Regions from separate parts of the Homo sapiens genome. Here region 1 is linked to region 2. A link is a loop called in an ENCODE intact Hi-C map of the cell type or tissue named here. Cell type or tissue: OCI-LY7. All regions are shown on one strand.

The links. Peaks named below come from ENCODE experiments on the same cell type or tissue, not always from the same donor. Only the 100,000 strongest peaks of a DNase experiment are listed, where the experiment ranks them.
Region 1: it touches region 2 in a loop (2.3-fold over the local background); 10 of 110 quality-filtered maps call a loop at or near these places.

What each region holds. Positions count from the first base shown.
Region 1 is chr7:156,638,601-156,646,600 of GRCh38, forward strand. RNF32 (ring finger protein 32) reads left to right here and starts at 2,174. Exons shown (of 9, transcript NM_030936.4): 1 at 2,174-2,211; 2 at 5,201-5,292; 3 at 5,899-6,157. The coding sequence starts at 5,278. It overlaps RNF32-DT (RNF32 divergent transcript), which reads right to left and starts at 1,935. Exons shown (of 4, transcript NR_026865.2): 1 at 348-1,935. RefSeq lists an enhancer at 1,605-2,196 and a silencer at 1,765-2,074. In OCI-LY7, a CTCF peak has its summit at 4,235 (motif pointing left); DNase peaks (open chromatin) are centred at 2,051 and 2,551; H3K4me3 peaks cover 2,633 bases; H3K27ac peaks cover 787 bases.
Region 2 is chr7:156,813,314-156,821,313 of GRCh38, forward strand. All of the region lies in intron 4 of LMBR1 (limb development membrane protein 1), which reads right to left. Among named protein-coding and RNA genes, the nearest start is that of LMBR1, 76 kb to the right of the region's middle. RefSeq lists an enhancer at 7,375-7,875. In OCI-LY7, CTCF peaks have their summits at 3,876 (motif pointing left) and 7,323; a DNase peak (open chromatin) is centred at 3,848.

The DNA of each region.
Region 1 (8,000 bases), 170 kb before region 2:
TAATAGCATGCATAGATATCATTCCAATTTTTCCTGTTGCAAGTAACAGAAAACCAGACCCCATCTGGCTGAAGCCAGTAAGAGAAAAGACTAACAGGAGGGCCAGCCTCAGGACTCAAATACGTCACCAGGACATGGGTTGCGTCCCAGTCTCAGCTCTGCCAGTTCCTGTAGAACCCTCCTTCCAAGGTTCACAGGGTGGCTACCATAGCTTCAGGCCCTCACCTCATGATAAGACAGCAATACAACTGCCATTTCATGTCTGTTGCTGTTTCTACATTCAGTTAGAATTAAATAAATTTTCCAGTAGCACCCACAAAAATACTGAGTCCACCTGGTTGGCCTACCTAGATATATCGCCAGCCCTGATCAAGTCACTGGTCACGGGCCTGGATTTTCTGGTTCGCTTAGGCTAATCATACGTCCCATCCCAGGACTGAAGAAGTACCAGGGCTGTTGCTGGAGAGTGGCTAATGTCCCCTTTACAAATAAGGAGCTCATGGTTTAGGAAGATGAGCTTGCCAAAAATCACACACTTGTAAAATAAGTCAAAATTTGAACTTAAGTCTACTTATCTGAGCCCAAAGTCTTACAACCATTTATGGCTGTTATCCTAACACCTACGTCGCGGAACGGAAGAGTCCTAAGACTGCAAAGACCCTTCCTTTTCTTCTAGATCCAGTCTAAGTTGGTTGGTAATTTCTTTAGACCCTGCTTTCAGGGAAGTTTAAAAAAAATTACTTGCATTTGTATATTTTCCTTGTATTTTCGGCCAAATTTCTTCTAATTAAAGTACAACATAAGTTGAACCAACACAATAATTGTCATATTAAGAAAAGATAAAACAAACTTTACTCATTTCTGCTTCTGGGCATGGAGTGTGAGGGACCAGACTTAAGTTCTCAAACAACTACAAAATCAGACCAAAAAATACAATGGTTTCCAGGCACCGGACGACAGGCAGTGCAGGGCTGTGATCCTTAAGAGAAGGGAAGCAGCGAGCCAGAGTATCCAGGCCACAACCCAAATGGAGGCCAAGAGAGGAACAGCAGAGGATACAGAGGGAGGGTTCCAGGGGCCAAGACGCAATCCGAGGGGAAGCCCTTCCGGGGAGAGCTGGAGTCCTGGGGTGGCCTTCTCGAGTCTTCCCGAGCAGGTCTGTGCAGCGAGGAAACATCCGAGGCTGGAGTGAGCCACGCGGAGGAGGAAGAACAGCCCGAGCTCACAGGGGCGGGGAAGAGTTCTAGCTCGCGACAGCCCCTGGGAGGAACCCTGCACTATTTGTGGCGTCGAGTAAAGCACCGGAAGGCTCTGCTCAGGAGCGTGAACGACACCGCCCGCTGCAAGCCTGGAAAGGAACGCGTTGCCTCAATTCACTCCGATGTGTCACACACGCGGCTCAGTCACCTAGGGAGCAGGAAAAGGCCAGCGGGCCACGCAGGGCTCACCCGGGCCTGCATCCAAACGCAAACGGCCAGGCCCACGAAGCAGGAAACACAACCCGCAACGAGAAGCAAAGGGATCCACAGAGAAGGGCCAGGAGTCACGGACGACGCCAGGCAGTCGGCGCCTGCGCTTCCGCGAGCCAAGACGCCTGAGCGGCGCGGGGGGATCGGGGGATCCCCCAGAAAACTGCCCTCGACTAACAGCGCAGCGAAGGGGCGGTGCGCTCGAGACCCTGGAACGGGAACGACCACAGCCACCGCAGGGAAACAACCGGGGCCCAGGCCCAGGTGGGCGGGCGGCTGAGGAGCGTGGCTGCGCCCACAAAGCCGCCGGGGGCTGCGGACTACAGCGAAGCCGGCGCGGGGCTCGGCCCTCACTACACGAGGCCTGGGCGCCTGCACGCCCCCGTGCTTCAGCCCGCGGCTCCCGAACACCCCCGCCAGGCGATCCCCAAAAACGCCCGCTGCGCGAGCCTCGACGGGAACGCACCTGCGTCTAGACGCTGACGCCGTGCGCGGGGCGGGGGCCGGCGAGCATGCGCAGTGTGGTGTGGACAGGGCGTGGTTGGCAAGCATGCGCAATGTGGGCCGGGCGGGGCTGGCGAGCATGCGCAGTATGGGGCGGGGCGGGGCAGGGCTGGTGAGCAAGCCCGCGGGGAGCGAGCGCGGAGGCGGGCGTTGCTACGGCAACGGTGGGCGGCCAGGGAGTTGCCTGAGGGAAAAGGGGCAGACGTCCCTGGGTTCCGGTGTTCGCGGAGGAGTCGAGGCACGGAGAGGCTTCGGGGGAGGGACGGAAAGAAGGGTGGCCCGCCAGGCGGGCGGGGTCCATGGATTCGGGGTGAGGGCCGTCCGCGGCCTCGCTTTCGCCTCCTCCGAGCCGGGCCGGCGATGGCCGCAGCTGTGAGGCGAGGTCGGGTCCCGTAGCGGCGCGCAGCCTCCTTGGGGGACTCGGGGTCCTGGTTAGTTTCCACAGCTCCTTCTATCTGAGGGGTACGAATTTACGGCTGCCTAAAGCCTTAGAACAGTGATCCCACGTCGGTAATTTTAGAACCCGGTAGGACCGGCTGCCATCAGGGGCCCCAGGTGCAGGGTGGTGTCAGCTTTGAGAGGAATTGGAGCCTCGTCACCGCGCGCTTCCTGCATGAGTGGAACCTCAGAAAACGGTCAGCGGGGTTCAGAAGGCAGGAGATAACACCAAGACCCTACGTAGGATTGCATCTTTACGTCGTAGGCTTGGTCTCGTGTATTTTTATTGAGCGTGTTTAATTAGCTGAGGTTACTCGCTTTGGCACCCCAGTGATCGTTTTTGCCACCAAGCTCTGCCTCTTGAGCGTTTAATACTGGGATTTACAAAGCAACGGGTTCCTGTTAATCTTAGCTTTCAATACTGGGCAAGGGTTACGTTTCTAACCCTACCAGTGCCGCAGGCTCATTATATATTGAAGGACTCACCTGGTATTTGGTTTTCTCATTTATAAAGTGGAGTTGGAGTAGGTACTTGAAGGGTTTTCAATACCTTTAAATTCTGAATTTTAAACTCTAAAACTTAATGATACCGTAGGACTTTAAGAGAGTATAGGTTTTAAAAGCTCTTACCTTGATATTAATGACAGTGGTCTACTGTGTAGAAACTTGAGATTAAATTGCAGACTGCAGCTATGACCGGACCATTTTTAGTGTGATGCAAACTGTATCTTCTGCAGGTTATAGGCATTTTGGAAGCAGGAACTGAGAAAATTCTGGCAGTGATCTTTCAGTATTTTAAATTCCACCATTTCTCCAAGTTCAGTTGTCTTGATGAGATACAGGGTGGAACTTATTTCAAACATCTCTTGATGCCAGAATTGAACGGGAACAGAAAAGGGCTGTAGTAAGAACCATCATCAAAGCCTCCAGGACTTGAGCAGCGACTGACGTTTTTACTTCTAACCCTGGATATCTCAGAGATTTGGTTCCACTGTGCTTTTCTATCTCTCCACTCACGCCTTAGTGAGTTTGTTCTTTCGGTTGGAGTAATTTAATACAAGTGTTAGTCCTTAGAAATACATTTTGGATTAATTTCTTTCTATTTTTAGAGTTAGGCCCTCAACACAGTAAGTCTTCACTTAACATCATCCATAGGTTCTTAGAAACTGGAGCTTTAAGCCATGCAGTGTACAAGGAAACCAGTTTCACCATAGGTTAATTGATATAAATAAGAGGAAAGTTCCCACAGCACATTCCTGGTCACAAAAACATCGCCAAACTTCTAAATAAAGACCAAAGCACTTCTAATATGAAACACTGAAGTACATATGAGCTCTACATTTAAGAAATATCATTACCCAATTTCTGGTGAATCCATGAGTGACCGGGTTGTGGAGGGGCTGTGTTAAAGATAATGTTGGCCAAGCCAAAGCTCTGAAGCACCTCCCCCTACCATGCAGTTTCAAAACAAACAGGAGCCACTTCTCAGCCCGCTGGGCCTTTCTTACTGCATCGGGTATTGTCCTGCATCTCTGTGTGAATACCGTATGCTTTACGAGTTTTTATTTGACAATAATTTGTATCCTTTCATTTTCCAACCTGCTTATTCCAGTTCAGGGTGGCAGGGGGCTGAGCCCATCCAGGCAGCTCAGGACCAAGGCGGGCAACAGTCCTGGAGAGGACGGCATCCCATGGCAGGGCACACTCACACTCACTCAGACGGGGACGCCCCAGTGAGCCTCACGTGCACAGCTTTGGGATGTGGGAGGAACCCGGGGTACCTGGAGGAAACCCACAGCACATGGGGAGGACGTGCAAACTCCAAACAGACAGTGGCCCCTGCTGGGGATCAATTTTTTTTCTCATCAGCGTTATAGGGAAACAACATTAGAAGAAATATGTTCAAGGGCCTTCTGTGCCAGTTCCTAGATTACTTGAATAACTTTCTATTTCTCCTCATCACAGTATATTTTGAATACATCTGTCTTCATAAAATACACCATGTCCAAAATCTAAAAGGGCCAATTCCAAATTATTCCACCAGCTTTGAAGGGAATTGAAGCAAGAATAACAAGAGTAAGTTCTGTGTGAAAAGACCTACTTTAGATACTTCAAAGGTTGTCTCATTAATCCTTGCGGCAACCCTGCAAAGCCAGCGTTATTATACCTGCTTTATAGATGAGGAGCCTGGGGCTCAGCTGTGTCCAGTATCTTGCGCAGCAAAGCGGTAGAGTTCAATTGGAACTCAAGTTGGTCTGTCCCCATATTCTGTACTTCTGTGTTCTGGACAGACTGAAGTTAGCCAGTGTTCCTCTTGCGTTCCAGTTTCTTCATTGTTCCCTTTCTCCCCAAAATAAGCATATCATGCTGATTTCCAGCCTGCCAGTTCTTTCCTCCTACCTGTAATGTGCCATCTTCATTTCCCTCTGTGTATCTTTCAAATGCCAGTTTAACTGGTTTTTCCAAGTCTCCAGTGTTAGCCTGAAGTTTTGTAGTACTTATGTATCATGTTATATTTAGCAATGGATTAATTCATAGTAATTAACCATTTGTATTAATGTGTCCTCAGGAGCTCAGGGGTGAACTATTTGAGGACAGGGATGAGTCGAAGCATAACTGACTTGAGTTCACCCCCTTCCTCCAGAACCAGAATGTGTAGCTTAGTGCCACCCTGTAGCAGGCATTCCTGCTGCTTCAGGATCTGTTAGACTCTTACAGAGCATCCTCACAAACTTCATGGTTTTTCTGTGCACTGTAACTTTGACTTTCTGTTGACCACGTCTTTGCAGCAGAAGAATAGAAGGAAGGTGATAGGATGTGATGATAGAATTTGTGATAGCCAAGCAACAACTTTTCCTAATTCGGCATGTTAAAAAATAAGGTACGCTATTCTTTTCTTAAACATACACGTTATTTGACTCATGAAATGTATTTTAATTCAGCCATTTGAGAGTATAAAAACTAGTTTGCAAACCCTGCTTGAACTAGGAATTGTCAGCAGGAATGGGCGATGCCAAGTGTCGCATGGGGCAGTGGACAAGCCAATGGAAAAACAATCTCTGGCGATATTTACTGCAAGCATCTCTTAGCTGTTTGGTGATTTTTATTCTGCACAGGAAATTATTAAGTTTTCACAAAAAGGCATAAGCTGAAATGGCAGGAGTCTCCTTAGTAGTTGCCTGGAGTCTAATTTAATTATAGTGAAGCAGCGTGGGTTTGTTTAGGCATGCACAGGTTTATGGGTCATAATGAATTTATTCATATTATAATTAAGGCTTTCATAATTAAATGAAAAGATATTCCTGTATTGTTAACATAAATGCTGAGACAAGGGTCTGCTCCTACTTAGGTAACAATGAGTCAAGCATTCCTTACTATTTGATTTGGTTGTATGTGCCATCAAGGTTGAGTATTGAAGCCTCAGTTCTCTTCTAAATGATATATTACATAATACTCCTCTAAATATGACTTTTTTCCTACTTTTTAGGGTCACTCATCTAAGAAAGATAACTTGGCAGTCAATGCAGTTGCTTTACAAGATCACATTTTACATGATCTTCAACTTCGAAATCTTTCAGTTGCAGATCATTCTAAGACACAAGTACAAAAGAAAGAGAACAAATCTCTAAAAAGAGATACAAAGGCAATAATAGATACTGGACTTAAAAAAACTACACAGTGCCCCAAACTAGAAGACTCAGAAAAAGAATATGTTCTTGATCCCAAACCGCCGCCGTTGACTTTGGGTAAGCTGACGTAGTCATTCATCTTTTGGCTTATTAGGGCTAAAAAAATCTATTGAGATTAATAGTATAATTTTTTATGTTACAGAAATAACTTATTTATAATTATACAGAGAGGTGTGTATGTATTGAAGGTATGTATGTATTGAAGTTTAAAAATGATAGGGGACCATTAGAGCAAGAAGGTAAAGATAGTAATGGTAAGTAGAATAAGTAAAAATGGGAGAACAAAAGAAATATCTATTGATTCACATTGATAAAAATAAATAATTGAGTAAATAAATGATGGAAAAGAAAAATCCCTTATAGTAGAATGAATATAACTCATAAGGATAGTAGACGGGGATAGAAAATCACCTTTGGCAAACACCACAGTAATGATCATCAATACTGAAATTAGGAATGAGAAAAATTTACGTACAGACACAGAATATTGAGGTAGTTTCTCCAGAGATGCAAGTACATGGCAGGGAGAAAAACAATAACTTCACAATTACTTCAGCTGTACAGTTGTAACGCTTGGCAAGCAGCACCTGAACCAAGTAATCCTAGTTAGGTCAGCAGTAACGCACGGGCCAGCATCATGTGTCTCCTGCTGAAAGGTACAACATCACTTCTGTGGCATTCTTACCAAAATGTATATCTGAATTTAATCATGAGGAAACCTCAGACCAGTCCAAGTGAAAGACATTCCACACAGTTCCTGGCTAGTACTCTTCAAAAGTATCAAGTCAACAGAAGCAAATGAAGACCTAGCAACTGTTCCAGATTACAGGAGACCCAGGGGACATAGCTGCAAGTGCAATCTGTGATCCTGGATCAGATCCTAGTTCAGAAAAAAGACATCAGTGTGACAGAGAACCAGATCTGCAGAAGGCATGTAGGCTAATTGATAGATTATAGCAACATTAATTTTGTGGTTTTGATCTTTGTACCAGGGTTATATAAAAGGTTAACATTTGGGGTTAAGAACATACGATAATATTTTCTTTTTGCAAGTGTGAATATGTATTTAGAGTAAGACCAAAACTTGCAACAAATCAGGAATTTCAAAACAACATGAAATGTATCCCAAACAAAAATCAATAAAAATAGCATAATATTTTGTATTAGTTAGCTGCCTGAAATATCTCTGTAATACTTTTTCCATCTCTTTTGATTGCTAGATACTCTTTGATCATATTTTCATGTGACAATAATTCTGTAATGTCATTCTCTATAGAAATAAGTCAGCCTTACCTCCGTCATGGCTGATTGAAATTCTTTATGATAGGTGGGATGCATATAGCATGCAACTTCACACACATTCTTACTGTGTATGGTATTGCTACAAGTTTGTGCCTGTAAATAAAGGCATGCAAATCAATTCCATTTCTTCTAATTAATAAAAGGAGATGTATTATGCACTTATAATTGTAAATGCTGTTTTTAAGGATATTCGTTTCCCAGTGCTGCCACAAGCAATTAGTACAAACTGGGTGGGTTAAAACAAAAGAAATGTATTCTCTCAGTGTCCTGGAGGCCAGAAGTCCAAAATGGCGCTGTTGGCAGGGTTCTACAGAAGAATCCTAACTTACCTTTCCCTGGTGGTTCCTGGCATTGCTTAGCTTGTGGCAGCGTCACTCCAATCTCTGCCTCTGACTTCACAAAACCTTCTTCTCTAGGTGTGATTGTACTCTCCCTTTCCTCTTCTTATAAGGATACCATTCATAGGATGTACAGCCAACTTTAAACCAGTATGACCTCATCTTAACTACATCTGCAAAGACCCTATTTCCAAATAAGGTCAACATCCAGAGGTTCCAGGTGAATAAGAATTTTGAGATGACACAATTCAACCCAGTAC
Region 2 (8,000 bases):
CACTACCTATCTATCCTAATGGATTTGCTGATCATAGAAAAAATGTTTTAAAACTGTAGTTACCTACTCTATTTCAAGTTGGCCTCCCCAAATACTTATTGATATCCTTGCCCCTTGTTTAATTCTCTCAACATACAACTCAACAACAAAACAAAGTCTGTTTATTACTAAAAGAGTAAGCCTCAACTCCTATGTCTTAGTTTTCTCTTACTAGATGGAATACTGCTCCCTATTGTGAAATATACGTTCTCTTCATTCTCTTGCCCCAAATTCCTAAAACCTAACTATTCCAGTATACATTTCTACAGTGGGCCTCCAAGATGCTTCACAGATATCATCAAGCTTATTCTTTTTCTCCTTTTCCCACATTCTTTCTATTATGTTCTTTGATACACTCAGAAAATAAAGTCTACTCAAATGATGTTGTATTAGAAAATTTTAAAATAATAATGAAATAATTGCAAAGCCTCACTTTGGTTAAGTTCCTTTACACTGTTCAATACCTGCTACTTTGAATCCACATTCAGAAAAAACACCATCTCTTGAAGAAAAAAAGTCCTAGTTTTTTTTTATCTTTTCCAGACAAAGAATTGTTTTAGACTGAAATAACCTCTTTCCTCTAACGAACTAAAATACATATTTATTTCAATACTTAAGCAGAACAGATACAATTGTAAGAATCTAAAATTAAAATCTGTTCAAAATAAATAAAACCTTGCTCTTATTTTAGTGCACCAAGAATAAGATACAGAGCAGAAGAGAACCTAAGATCCCCTTAGCCAACGCACCCATAAACTGAACTTTTTCTTAAAAGAGACTCAATAAATTCCTCACAAATTCCACAACTTACAAATGGTAGCCCTGGGATTAAATCCCAGATCTCTTTTTCTTTCTACATATGACTGAATAATGTCTCATACTTAACATTCTGGGTGAAAAAGGAACAATGTTTTGAGTTTTCTTAATATTATCTGCCAAAAAGAATATATTAGTTTAGTAAGATTTTACTAAGGGAAATAATGAATATGATATTCCATTAATTCTATCAACATAAAACAAAATGCTTAACTGAGCCTGCAATCAGTTTTGTAAAATGGAACAAAACATGTCTGCATTTGTTTTCTCAGTTGTTTACATGTAGGTGTGTACATGTACAAGCAAGGCTTCTTAAAACACCAGGACATCTTTCAACTACAGAAAGGTTTTTAAAAATCTAATTTCAGTAAAATATTGAATATATTAGATCTATTTAGTGTACTATAATGTACTCTAACAAAATCAAGGTATTCACACAATTTGTGATTTTTAAAACCTCACCAGTTCTCAATGGCAGATAGCTAAGTGCGTAGCACTTTACGTCTAACAGCCTGGATTTGCACCTATCACAAATACGTGACCTTGAAGAGGGACTGCAACTCTGTCACCCAGTTTCCTCAGGTATGCAATAGGCTATAATTCACAGGGCTCTTATGAAGAACAGAAGATAAATTAACACCCAATATGTTAAACAAATGTCAGTGCCTCTTCCCTGCCCTGTCTCAACATCATAAAAATGGTACAAGGCCAAGCGCGGTGGTTCACACCTGTAATCCCATCACTTTAGGAGGCCAAGGCAGGCAGATTACCTGAGGTTGAGAGCTCGAGACCACCCTGACCAATATGGAAAAACCCCATCTCTATTAAAAATACAAAATTAGCCAGGCATGGTGGCACACGCCTATAATCCCAGCTATTCGGGAGGCTGAGGCAGGAGAATCGCTTGAACCTGGGAAGAAGAGGTTGTGGTGAGCCAAGATCATGCCATTGCACTCCAGCCTAGGCAACAAGAGTGAAACTCCGTCTCAAAAAAAAAAAAAAAAAAAGTACAAAAAAACTGAAAAGTTCTGACATACACCAGCATTTAGACCATATAACAACAACAAAATGATGCAGGTTGTAACTACAGTTAGCTCTCAACCCTTTCCTTAAAGAATTATTCTCATTAATTTCACTAAAAAAAAAAATTTAACCAGCAAAACCTATATACATAGGTGTTATTGAAAATATTTTAAAATGACAATGACAAAAACCAGGCATAGAAAATCAACTGCAAATAAATACCCCAACTAATTAACAATATCAATGTAGCACAACTGTGCGTGATTTTTTTGTCTGGATATTCTAAGTTTTCTGTAAGAAGCATATAAAGTCCTCTAAAATTCACAAAGCATATATTTAAACATCTTTGTGAAACTCAAAATTCCCCACATCCCTGTATCATACAGTTTCCCCCATAAAATGAATTAAAAGGGCAGAAAATAATAAAGCTAAACTGAGATGGGGATGCTGAGCTAGGCTCACTCATTAGCCACGTGGCTCACTTTACTTACTAGTTTCTCTGAGTGCACAGTTTAGATTTTAGCCTCAGCAAAATTACAAATTACCACGTGTTGGGGAGCCTCAAATATTGCTCTCAAATTGTTGTAACCATGAATATAAATCCTCGAATACTAAGGGTCCACTATGCTTTTATATTCAGAAGAAAAAAAGTTTAAAATCTATTTCTAACTTTTAACATCCAGAGAAGAATTTGAATTTTACTGTATAAAAGGGACATGTATGATTAAAAAGATAAATTCTGGAGCATAAAAGAAGGCTCTTTCTATTGTTATTGATCCATAAACATACATGCTTCCAGAATTTATCTTTCTAATCATACATGTCCCTTTTATACAGTAAAATTCAAATTCTTCTCTAGATGTCAAAGTTAAAAAAATAAAACTTTGCCTTAGGCAATGCTCACAAATCACTAAAAAGTATCTCTTCTGACTAACCAATACACTTACTTTTATTAAAACAAAGATAGTTTATCAAAAGCTAAATGAAAAAAATATTTTTTTTTCTTTCTTCCTTTTTTCTTTTCTCTTTTTGGAGACAGAGTCTCACTCTGCTGCCCAGGCTGGAGTGCAGTGGTGCAATCTTGGCTCACTGCAGCCTCCACCTCTCAGGTTCAAGTGATTCTTGTGCCTCAGCCTCCCGAGCATCTGGGATTATAGACACGCACCATCACACCAGGCTAACGTTTGTATTTTTAGTAGTGATGGGAGACGGGGTGAAGAAATCTTTATCAGTAGATCAAACAAGGAGTAATGTCTGTTGGACAACTGAAGAAAACGATTCAGTACCCTGAATCAAGAAGGGTTCCAAATACCAGTTAATTTAGTTTGTCAAGAAATTAGATGCCTGTTTCATGTACTGATCAACCAGCTTTTTTCAACCTAGGTAATTAAATGCAAAATAATAAGTTTATTAGCCAGAATAAATAAATGTGAAAATTTCAGACTCAACTTACGCTAATCTAATACAATTTGCAATATATAAGAAAGTAAAAATACTATGAGAAGAACATCTAATACATAGACATAATAATGTATCTAAGATATATTGCTAAGTAGTAATTACATTCTTGGCAATTTTGCAAAGCTTAGTAAATTTCTAACATTTTATAAATATACATCAACATACACACATACATATTCCTTAATAATATTCTATAATTTTGATAAATCATTCTTAAAAATTACTGTTAGGGCCAACACATATATTTCATTATACATTATTTCATATTAATTTGTAAAATAAATATTAATCAAATCGCTCTGCTTTAGAAAGGTAAAATTACATATTTCCATATAGTAGTCAAACCCTAAAAAATTCAGCAACACTATAACAGAAACCTATTTGAAAGATATCCAATGCCCATCCCCAGAAAAGGTATTTGAATTTAAAGTTATTTAACTGTGGTTTAAAATAAAACAAAACAAGACTGAATTTCCAGATCACCATAGGATGCATTAACTTCTAGCTCCATCTGCTGGAGTTACAAAATATTTCAAACTACAATATACAATACTATAGAGGAAATAATTTATCATTTTTCCTCACATAGACAAAAGCCTTCATGAATTTAAATTAAAAAATTAATCAGAGTTCAGCCATACTCAATAATTTCCAAAATGACAAAAGTTCAATATTTCAGTAGAATTAAAGATCTAATCCAATTATCAAAAAGCAATTTACACAATTTTTAAAAATTCTACCAACAAAGCATAAGGCTTAGAAAAGAGATTACAGTCTGTTTTCAAGTAGTGTGAGGACTTCAGAATTATTAGCCACTGTTGATTTGGGGTAAAAAGAGACAGAGAGAGAGAGAGAGAGAGAGACAGAGACAGACAGAGAGACAGAGACAGACAGAGAGAGAACTTCAGAATTAGAATAGCCTCTGCTTATTTACTTAGAAGAAAAATAAATAACAACTACCAATGAAATGTGGGACTTTTTATCTTCACATAACTTTTTTCTTAAAAAACAAATAATATGTCCATTGTATAAATGCAAACACCAAATGCAATGTAAATACCAAAAAAAAATGCATATCATAAAATCCTACAAAAAGTTAAACTCTTTGTATTTACCCTTCCAGGTATTTTTTGATGCAGCTACCTACACATGTACTCTTTTTTCTTTTTACAAAATAGGCATTGGATCGTAAATATGGGCTTTTTTCTGGTATCTCTGTATATCAACAAATACCTACATTATCATCTATAATGTCCAGAAAAGCACTCCACTGTTTGGATCGACAAGATATGATTAATTTCCTATCCCAAACACTAGGATTTTTCTATTTGTAATGTTATAAACAATACCTCAATATCCAGTAACTATCTTGATACACATTATGATAAATGACTGAACTACTGAGCCCAAATGACTAGGAACATTTAGTGAACAACAGTACATTAAAATTTATTAGGGACTTACTTTTGACTTAGCATCTATTCATAAGTAAATATAATATTTTCTTAAGTTTGACTGCTTATACTCTAAAAGTCTGGTTTTTTGGATCTTCTATGGAACTTAAAAATGAATTTTAAAAGGATGGATTTTGCATTGTTCCTTCATGATGTCCAAACAGTGTATCGCCTATTCCTGATGACAAATCAAAATAAAGCACACAGTCCTTGCAGTGACTTGTCGGATTCATTGTGGTTATATTTTAACAGACAATCTCAAACTGGGCATTCATGTCACAAATGTTTGTTTTGTCTCTATCTCTGGTCATAAGTGAGTGGACAGCTTAGCCAAAATTGGGCCCCACTGGGGAAAAATCACTCAAAAACTGAAGAATTATTTCCTGGTTTTATTTAAGGGTACAATCTAACTCCATCATTTTCCTATCTTCCAAATTTTTATTGTTATTTAGCTCTTATTTTGATATTAAACTCACATTACTTAAAATTAGCGATTTTAAAGTGAACAATTCAGTGGCATTTGCACTGAACTGTTCATTTGCAATGGTGTGCAACCACCACCTTTACCTAACTCCGAAACATTTTTATCACCCCCAAAAGGAAAACCCACAAAGCAGCTGTATCATTGTTTTTCAACTTATGGAAATGAAGAGTTTCATATTTTCCTATTAATTTTTTAACAGTACACAAGATATAGAAAATGTATAGAAGTGGATACTTTATTTTTTCGGTCCATTTTTTAACCCTTTTTCCTATTTTAACAACAAAAAGAACTTACACTACCATTTTAATTTGTCATCTCTGCCCTATCCTACAACAAACTACAGTTGCTGGCATGTCATGGACCCACACTGTGTGAATGACAGAACACATCTCACAGCATCAAGCTGACAAGTGATGACAACCACCAGCCAAAACCCAGAGGCCAGAGGATCATCATCAGGTCTCCTAACTCCAATGCTCCAATGTCATTTTTCTGTATCACATTTTTCAAGCTATTTTCTCACTGCAGACAGAGATACATCTTGCTTACATGACACAGTTTACTAAGGTTATTATTTTATTTGTGTTACAAAATTCTTGCCCAGAAAAGTAAAGTAGCATTCCAAGGTAATATGGTTAACACATAACATCTCAAACCTGTATCCAAAATCCAAACACTATATTTAAGCCAAACTAAATATATTTGCACATACAAAAAAAAGCATTATCAACACATTTAGCCTCTAATCCATATGTGATTTACACATTAAAGGCACAATCAAAAACATCCATACTGACAATTTTATAAAATAAGCCATTAAATTTCCTTTCAAATTCACTTTTGCCAAAATATTCCTAATGATATAATTATAATGACTTTTATTCCTTCAATCAATCAATATTTATTGAACACTTTCAACATGAAAGTACTAGAACAGATGCTCCATGGGAGATTAAAGGAATCTGAACATTTTCTGAGTACTCACAGAATCCCATAAATGTCACAAAACTGTAAATGACAGATTGACAAATGAATATTAGTGATATAACTGTGCTCTGGGGAAAAGGAAATAACCAGACCGTTCGTGAACTTCTGGACACTGGCTCTGAACTGACACTGATCCTAGGAGACCTTCCCTGTGGCTCTCCAGTCAGAGTAGGGGCTTATGGAGGTCAGGTAATCAGTGGAATTTTAGCAGAGGCCCAACTCAGAGCGGGTCCCTGAACCCATCCTGTGGTTGTCTCCTCTCTTCCAGAAGGCAATTAATGGAATGGAATGGCTAGCAGAATCCCCATACTGATTTCCTGACCTGTGGAGTGAGGGCTATTATGGTGGGAAAGACCAAGTGGAAGCTACTAGAACTGCATCTACCTGGGAAAACAGTAAACCAAAACCAATACTGCATTCTTAGAGGGATTTCAGAGATTACTGCCACCGTCGAGGACTTGAAAGATGCAGGGGTGGGGATTCCCACTACACCCCCATTCGATTCTTATCTGGTCTGTGCAGAAGACAGACAGAGCTTCCAGAATAACAGAAGATTATCGTTAAGCTTAACTAGGTGGTGAGTCCAATTACAGCTGCTGTACCAGATGTGGCTTCATTGCCTGAACAAATTAACATGCCACCTATCTGGTATGCAGCTACTGATCTGGCAAATGCTTTTCTCTCTGTCCCTGTTAGTAAAGACCACTAGAAGCAGTTTGCTTTCAGCTGACAAGGCCAGCAATACGCCTTCACTGCCCTACGTCAAGGGTATATAAATTCTGTAGCCCTGTATTATAATTTAGTTCACAGAAATCTTGATCACCTTTCCCTTCCATAGGATATTAATATCACACTGGCCCATTATGTTGACGATATTTTGCTGATTGTAACTAGTGAGTGAGAAGTTAACAACCACTCTAAACTTATTGGTAAGACATTTGTGTGTCAAAAAGTGGGAAATAAATCTGACAAAAATTTAGGGGCCTTCTATCTCAGTGAAATTTCTAGGGGTCCAGTGTTGTAGGGTATATGGAGATATCCTTTCTAAGGTGAAGGATAAATTGTTGAATCTGGCGCCTCCTGCATCAAAAAAGAGGCATAACATCTAGCAGGCCTCTCTGGACTTCGAAGACAACACATTTCTCATTTGCGTGTGTTGCTCCAGCTGGTTTACTGAGCGGCCTGAAAAGCTGCTGGTTTTGAGTACAGCCCAGAAGGAGGGAAGGCTCTGCGGCAGCTCCAGGCTCTGTGCAGGCTGCTCTGCCTCCTGGGCCACATGACCCAGCAGATCCAAGGGTGTCTGAAAGGGCAGAGGCAGAGACGCATGCTGTGTGGAGCCTTTGGCAGGTTCCTCTCAAGGTGAACTGCAGCACAGGCCCTTAGGATGTTGGGGCAACGCCCTGCCATCCTTGTGGGTAACAACTGCCTTTGAGAAACAGCTCTTGACCCACTATGGGGCTTTAGTAGGGATTGAATGCTGAAACATGGACCACCAAGTTACCATGGGACCTGAGTTGCCCATCATGAACTGAATGTTTTCCGACCCACCAAGCCAGAAAGTTGGGTGTGCACAGCAGCATTCCATCATCAAATGGAAGTGGTACATGTCTGGGCCTAAGTAGGCCCTAAAGGCACAAGTTACATAAAGAAGTGCCGCCAATGCCGACGGTCCCCACTCCCGCTACGCTGCCTTCTCTCTCCCAGCCTGCACCTACAGTCTCCTGGAGAGTTCCCTA